2 separate regions of the Homo sapiens genome follow, and region 2 is linked to region 1. A link is a contact called in ENCODE Hi-C or POLR2A ChIA-PET data. All regions are on one chromosome and are shown on one strand. The core of a region is the stretch at or near the end of the contact, and the rest is flanking DNA. Distances in the headings are between cores, read along the strand shown. Region 1 overlaps ELF2 (E74 like ETS transcription factor 2). Region 2 overlaps MGARP (mitochondria localized glutamic acid rich protein).

Region 1 (2,701 bases), core at 18-2,517:
TGTTAATCACTCCCTTCTTGAAACTCTACCTTGAATTTATCTTTTCCCTCTCTGGCTACTCCCTTTCAATTCCCCCTTGCAGGCTCAACCCTCATTTTCAAGGGGCCTGGGACAAGAATACAAATGGAAGCCTACATACCATGTGTCTAAATATTTTTAAAAGTTCTAAATCAAGCTGTTAAATTATTATTCCATCCTTCTATCTTGACTAATAATAACCTGAAAGGCCAAGTTCTATTTTTGAGTTCTCAGGTTCCCTTCATGTTACGTAGGGACATAGGAAGGAAAATCCATACCCCTTCCCCTTGTCTGCAGCCAACTCCTTTTCTCTTCCCACTTTTAGCTCCACTTTATACGAAGGACTTCATATGCACACATATATAAAGCCTACAGGTCCAAGCTCTGGTCACATGACTGCAAACAGCTGCTCCTTGGCCATCCCTTAAACACAGGGGATCCCATATGTGTTGTACAGTCAAGAGAGGAAAGAATCAGAGAAGACAGTTGTGAAGGGACACATGGGCAGGAAATTCTAGGATCAAATATTCAAAGACTGATCTAGAAAGAGACCAGGTAGACTAGTCTAGTCACCTTGGCCCCCCACAAAGTCTTCACTCTATGGGTAGGGTTGTAGCTGCTGGAGGAAGGCCATATGAGGACCTTTAAAGCACAGGTCTTTTGTTGCCAGTTGGTGAAGTCTTAGGACAGTGCTGCTCTCTGGTCAACCCTTACAGGCGGGTGTTTCCAGGATCCCATCCCTAGTCCTTTTCTCTTCAGATTCTTTACACTCTTTCTAAGCTATGAAATCTACTCCTACAGCTTCACTCAACTCTCTCTTCCAGATTTGTCTACTAGATGTTTTATTGCCTCTACTTCATTGAAATTAGATAAGGTATACATAAATACTAAGCACTGATGCCAGGATAACCCAAGCACTCCATTCATTAATTCAATCACACAAACACTAAATGAGCACTATTATATGATAGCACAATTTTAGGTGCCCGGGTCCAGTAGTGAATAAAGGCAAAGTCCCTGTTTTTATGGATCTTACACTGCAGAGGAGAGAGAAAAAAATAAAATAGTACACCATACCTGTAGATGGTGATGAAGGCTAAGGAGTTAAATTAACCAAAGAGATAGGGATTATTTGGCAGGGAGAGCTGCCAATTCAGATTGAGTGGTCAGATAAGGACTCACTAAAAAAGTGACATATGAGTAAAAACCCAAAAGTAGAAGTGAGTTGTGGCAATGCCTGGCACAAGAGCCTTCTAGTCAAAAGAAATTCAACACCCTCAAGAGGATGTATGCCTGACTAGTTAAAGGACCGGCAAGGGGACCCAATACAGCTGAAGTGAAGTGAGCAAGAGGAAGAAAGAATAGTTGAAGAAGAGGACAGAAAGGTAAGGGAAGGGAGCCAAGTAGGTCCCCTGTAAGGACTTTGACTTCAGAGAGAAGAAAGGTTTTACACAAAAAGATGATCTGATTATTATAAGGATCATTCAGATGCTGGGTTGAGAACAGACAAGGGGACAACAGCAGAAACGGGGGTCAGTTAGCAGGCTGCAATAATATATGTTGTGCAAAAGTAATTGCAGTTTTGCCATTACTTTTAATGTAATGCAAACTACTTTTGCACAAACCCATAATGAGATGAGAAGTGATACAGGCTGGGACCAGAGTGGTAGTTCTGGAGGTAGTGAAAAAGTGATCATAGCCAAGCATGATGGCACACCCCTTTGTCCCAGCTACTCGGGACGCTGGGCAGGTTGAAGCTGCAGTGATCCAAGATCTCTCTACTGCACTCCAGTTTGGGCGACAGAGTGAGACCTTGTCTCAAAAAAAAAAAAAAGTGATCAATCTTTAGATGTATTTTGCAGATAAAAGGATGACATTTGCAAGCAAAATTGATGTGGATTGACTGCTATGAGAGAAAGAAAGAAGTCAAGAATGAATCCAGGCTGGAGGATTCTCAGATGATGGAGTAGGATGCACCAGGAATCTGTATCCCTATCTAGACAATTGCACTGGCAGAATCTACCTAATGTAACTATTTTGGAACCCTGGCTAAAGGCTTACAACCTCCAAGGGAAGGCTTGAACAATAAACTGTGGTTAATTTCGGTCATTCTAGCTCTCAGCACAGTATCAGCTACCACCCATCCCCCAACTCGAGGGTAGACAGCTGTGCATGTGTTCCTGGAACAGTCTGCATGCAACTTGTGAGGGCCATGGTAAGCAAAAAGGACTATTTTCCAAATATCAGAGATCTGTGCTCTGATCACTGATTATTGCTTCTGATCACAGAGGAGCACACAAAGAAATGAGTAGATATTATTGTTATGCCTCCCTTCACTGTTGCAAGCTTCTCCCCCTCTGGCTGAAGTCACTTCTAGGGGACTTAAAAGGCCAGCAAACCCCATTTTACTCTTTTTCCCCTTTTGAGAGCCACACATTAAAGACCAGGACATTTGGCTGGGCACAGTGGCTCACATCTGTAATCCCTGCACTTTGGGAGGCCAAGGTGGGCCAAGATCACTTGAGGTTAGGAGTTCAAGGCCAGCCTGGCCAACACAGTGAAACCCCGTCTCTACTAAAAATACAAAAAATAGCCCAGCGTGGTGGCAGGCGCCTGTAATCCCAGTTACTCGGGAGGCTGAGGCAGGAGCTCGAGCTCGGGAGGCGGAGGTTGCAGTGAGCCA
Region 2 (2,700 bases), core at 115-2,614, 120 kb after region 1:
TCCAATTAAGGGGATCTAGGCAGAGCATCGGCAGTGTCCACTACAATTTCCCAACTTACTCCATAGCCAAAACCTTACATGACCCTGCATGATCTAGCCCACCCTGCCTACCCACTCCCTTTCTCTCTGAGACCATCTCTGGCTACTCTCCCTCTTTTTCACTCCACTTTAGCCACACTGGCCACCTCGCAATTCCTCAAATTCCCAGCAGGATCCTGTTTTAGATCCTTTGCCCTTTTCTGTTCCCTTACCTGGCTGATTCCCCTAACTCCTACCATTAGATGGTCCCTTATATATCTTTCAGGTTTCTACGCAAAAGACACCTTCCTAGTAAGGCCTCTTTTGGCCATCCTATCTAAAATTACAACTTCCACCTCAGACTAACACTTACAATCCTTTTATTTTCGTTACTTTTATCCTTAGCACTTATCAGTACCTAACACACTATATCATTTTCTCATTTGTCTTCTTACCTGGTTCCACTCTAGAATATAAACCGGGAGCACTTAAAACAATACCTATTATGTTGTAAGTGCTCAGCTAATATTTGTTGAACACGTGAATGAATGAAAGATTCCTGGCACAAAGTGCTAATCTTCAATAAATATTGTTTGAACTGAACTGAAACAGAAAATATCTACATAGTCCCCTGTGTAAGTACTATAGATGGGAGAGGGCATACATATTGTTACATGCAGGGTTCTCCATAGATTATATGCTCTTTCTTCAATAATATTACGAAAGCCTACATTTCTCATGTGATGTTATGTACCTGTATGTTAATATGTATTATTTGTACATGCAAATATTAGTGAAAAAAGTAGAAGCACCAAAGCTTTTCTAATTTTATTTGACTCAAACTATATTTTAGACCTACATATCATACAATAAAGTAAGCTGAAAGCATAGTGAAATTAAAGTAAATACAGGTTGTATGGATAGCTCAATTTCTTTAATATAAAATGTAAATTCAGAGATGACTGGGATAAAAGAAAAGTGTCTAGAAAAAAAAACCAAAGATGAAACTATTTAAGCTCTTTACTGCAATGTCATATTCTGATCTCAGACAGTAGAAGAGTAGTAAGAAATGTACAATCTCAAGTCTCTCAGTCCTAAAATCTATCAGTGGATGCCAAAAATCTTCAAGACCCATTAACGTTTTCTAGAAAATAAGTCTTTTTTTTTTTAAACTAAGTGTACTAAAAACACAAAAGCACTTATCAGACACCCTATGGCATTTGTTGCTGAAATGTCTACCGGCTGGAGATTAGCCTTGAGCCGAAGCAGCCTCAGAGCCAACACTGGCTTCCTCCTGTAAATCATCTCCAGCAGAGGACTCTGACTCAGCTGGAGAATTTTCTTCTTCTAGTTCAGCATATTCATCAGAGGTTTCGTTCTTTGTTGTATCTTTATCATTATCGATGGTGACAGCTTCATCCAGGGCAGCATTTGTAACCTCTGGGGTTGTTTCAGGGTTTACTTCCGTGGTTTCCCTCGCCGCTGCATCTGTGACCTCTGGCCCGGTTTCAGCACTGACTGCTGTGGTCTCCGGAGCAGCCTCCACGTGACCTGGACAGGCAGATGCCTCTTTTATGACCACAACTGTAGCACTGGGACTTTCTTCAGCATCTACCACCTCAGCTTCCACTATAAGTTCTTCTGGGGCTTCTGAACTTGCTTTCTCAGTTTCCGCAACATTCTCCTTTTCACCTTTAAGAATTAGTCATTAAGCAAGGTATTAATTTAAAGATCGTGGGAAGGCAATGAAACACTGCGGTCGTTTAAACACCTAAGACAGAACTACATGCACTGATGTGTAACAGTCTTCAAGGTAGACTCTCAAGTGAAACAGCAAAAAAAGAACAATGTATACAGTCTGCTACTATTGTTAGGGCAAAATGAGGTTGGAGCAGGAGGGGGGTAAGTTGTATGCCTAGATAATTGTATTTGCAAAAACTCTCCAGGAGGATTCCAAGAAACTGGTTCTATTGGTTGCCTCTTGGAGGGAAAATGGGGGATCTGCTTTTCTGTAAACTCTTTGAACTTAAAAAAAAACACACTTGAATATATTACTTAGGCAAATATGAAGAATACAAAAATAAGTAGCTATCCTATTCACCTTTCATATGAGACAGCATGGAAGAGTAGCCAAGTTCCTAGCTGGTGACTCAGAAATCACTAATCCTCTCTCAATCTCATTTTTGTCATCTGTAAAATAGGGTATTGATAATATCTACTGCACAGGGTTATTGTAAAGATTAATTAAAATACTGTATATGAAAAGGGGATTAAAATAAAAAGTTCTATGCAAATGCTTATTAGTATTATAAACAACCGCATGATTATATTCAATAATATGTATTGATGATATTCTGTTTCTTATTATTGTCATGACAGGTTAAAACTGATTCATAAGCCCCTAATATCTCTATCCCTAAATAGTGATCATAGTAATTGATAATAATAGCTTGGAAAAAAGTATGGTTTAAAGCAAGAAGTGGCTAGGCATAGTGGCATATGCCTGTAATCCCAGCACTTTGGGAGGCTGAGGCAGGAGGGATCACATGAGGCCAGGAGATCAAGACCAGCCTGGGCAACATAGTGAGACCCTGTCTCTGCAAAACATAAAAAATAAATTTGCTGGGTGTAGCGGTGCATGCTTGTAGTCCTAGTTGCTTGAGAGGCTGTGATGGGAAGATT

The links. A loop is a pair of places that touch in the nucleus more often than their neighbours do. ChIA-PET counts read pairs that join two places held with the same protein, here RNA polymerase II (POLR2A). Pooled maps may share reads with other maps.
Region 2: a pooled map shows a loop between it and region 1 (4-fold over the local background). The contact joins two enhancer-like sites. A Hi-C loop is called at or near these places in 1 of 37 single-sample maps with no recorded cell type and 3 of 50 pooled maps. POLR2A ChIA-PET finds 5 or more read pairs at or near these places in 3 of 52 experiments (CD4-positive, alpha-beta T cell, Panc1 and WTC11).

The regions. Positions count from the first base shown.
Region 1 is chr4:139,141,029-139,143,729 of GRCh38, forward strand. The region is part of intron 1 of ELF2 (E74 like ETS transcription factor 2); the gene reads right to left. Among named protein-coding and RNA genes, the nearest start is that of ELF2, 35 kb to the right of the region's middle. Within about 2 kb of position 1,268, at least 2 of the 41 ENCODE cell types and tissues checked have a DNase peak (open chromatin) inside an H3K27ac peak, as active enhancers do.
Region 2 is chr4:139,265,332-139,268,031 of GRCh38, forward strand. MGARP (mitochondria localized glutamic acid rich protein) reads right to left here. Exons shown (of 4, transcript NM_032623.4): 4 at 834-1,710. The coding sequence ends at 1,268. Among named protein-coding and RNA genes, the nearest start is that of MGARP, 14 kb to the right of the region's middle. RefSeq lists enhancers at 816-2,015, 1,354-1,683 and a silencer at 1,824-1,923. Within about 2 kb of position 1,365, at least 24 of the 41 ENCODE cell types and tissues checked have a DNase peak (open chromatin) inside an H3K27ac peak, as active enhancers do.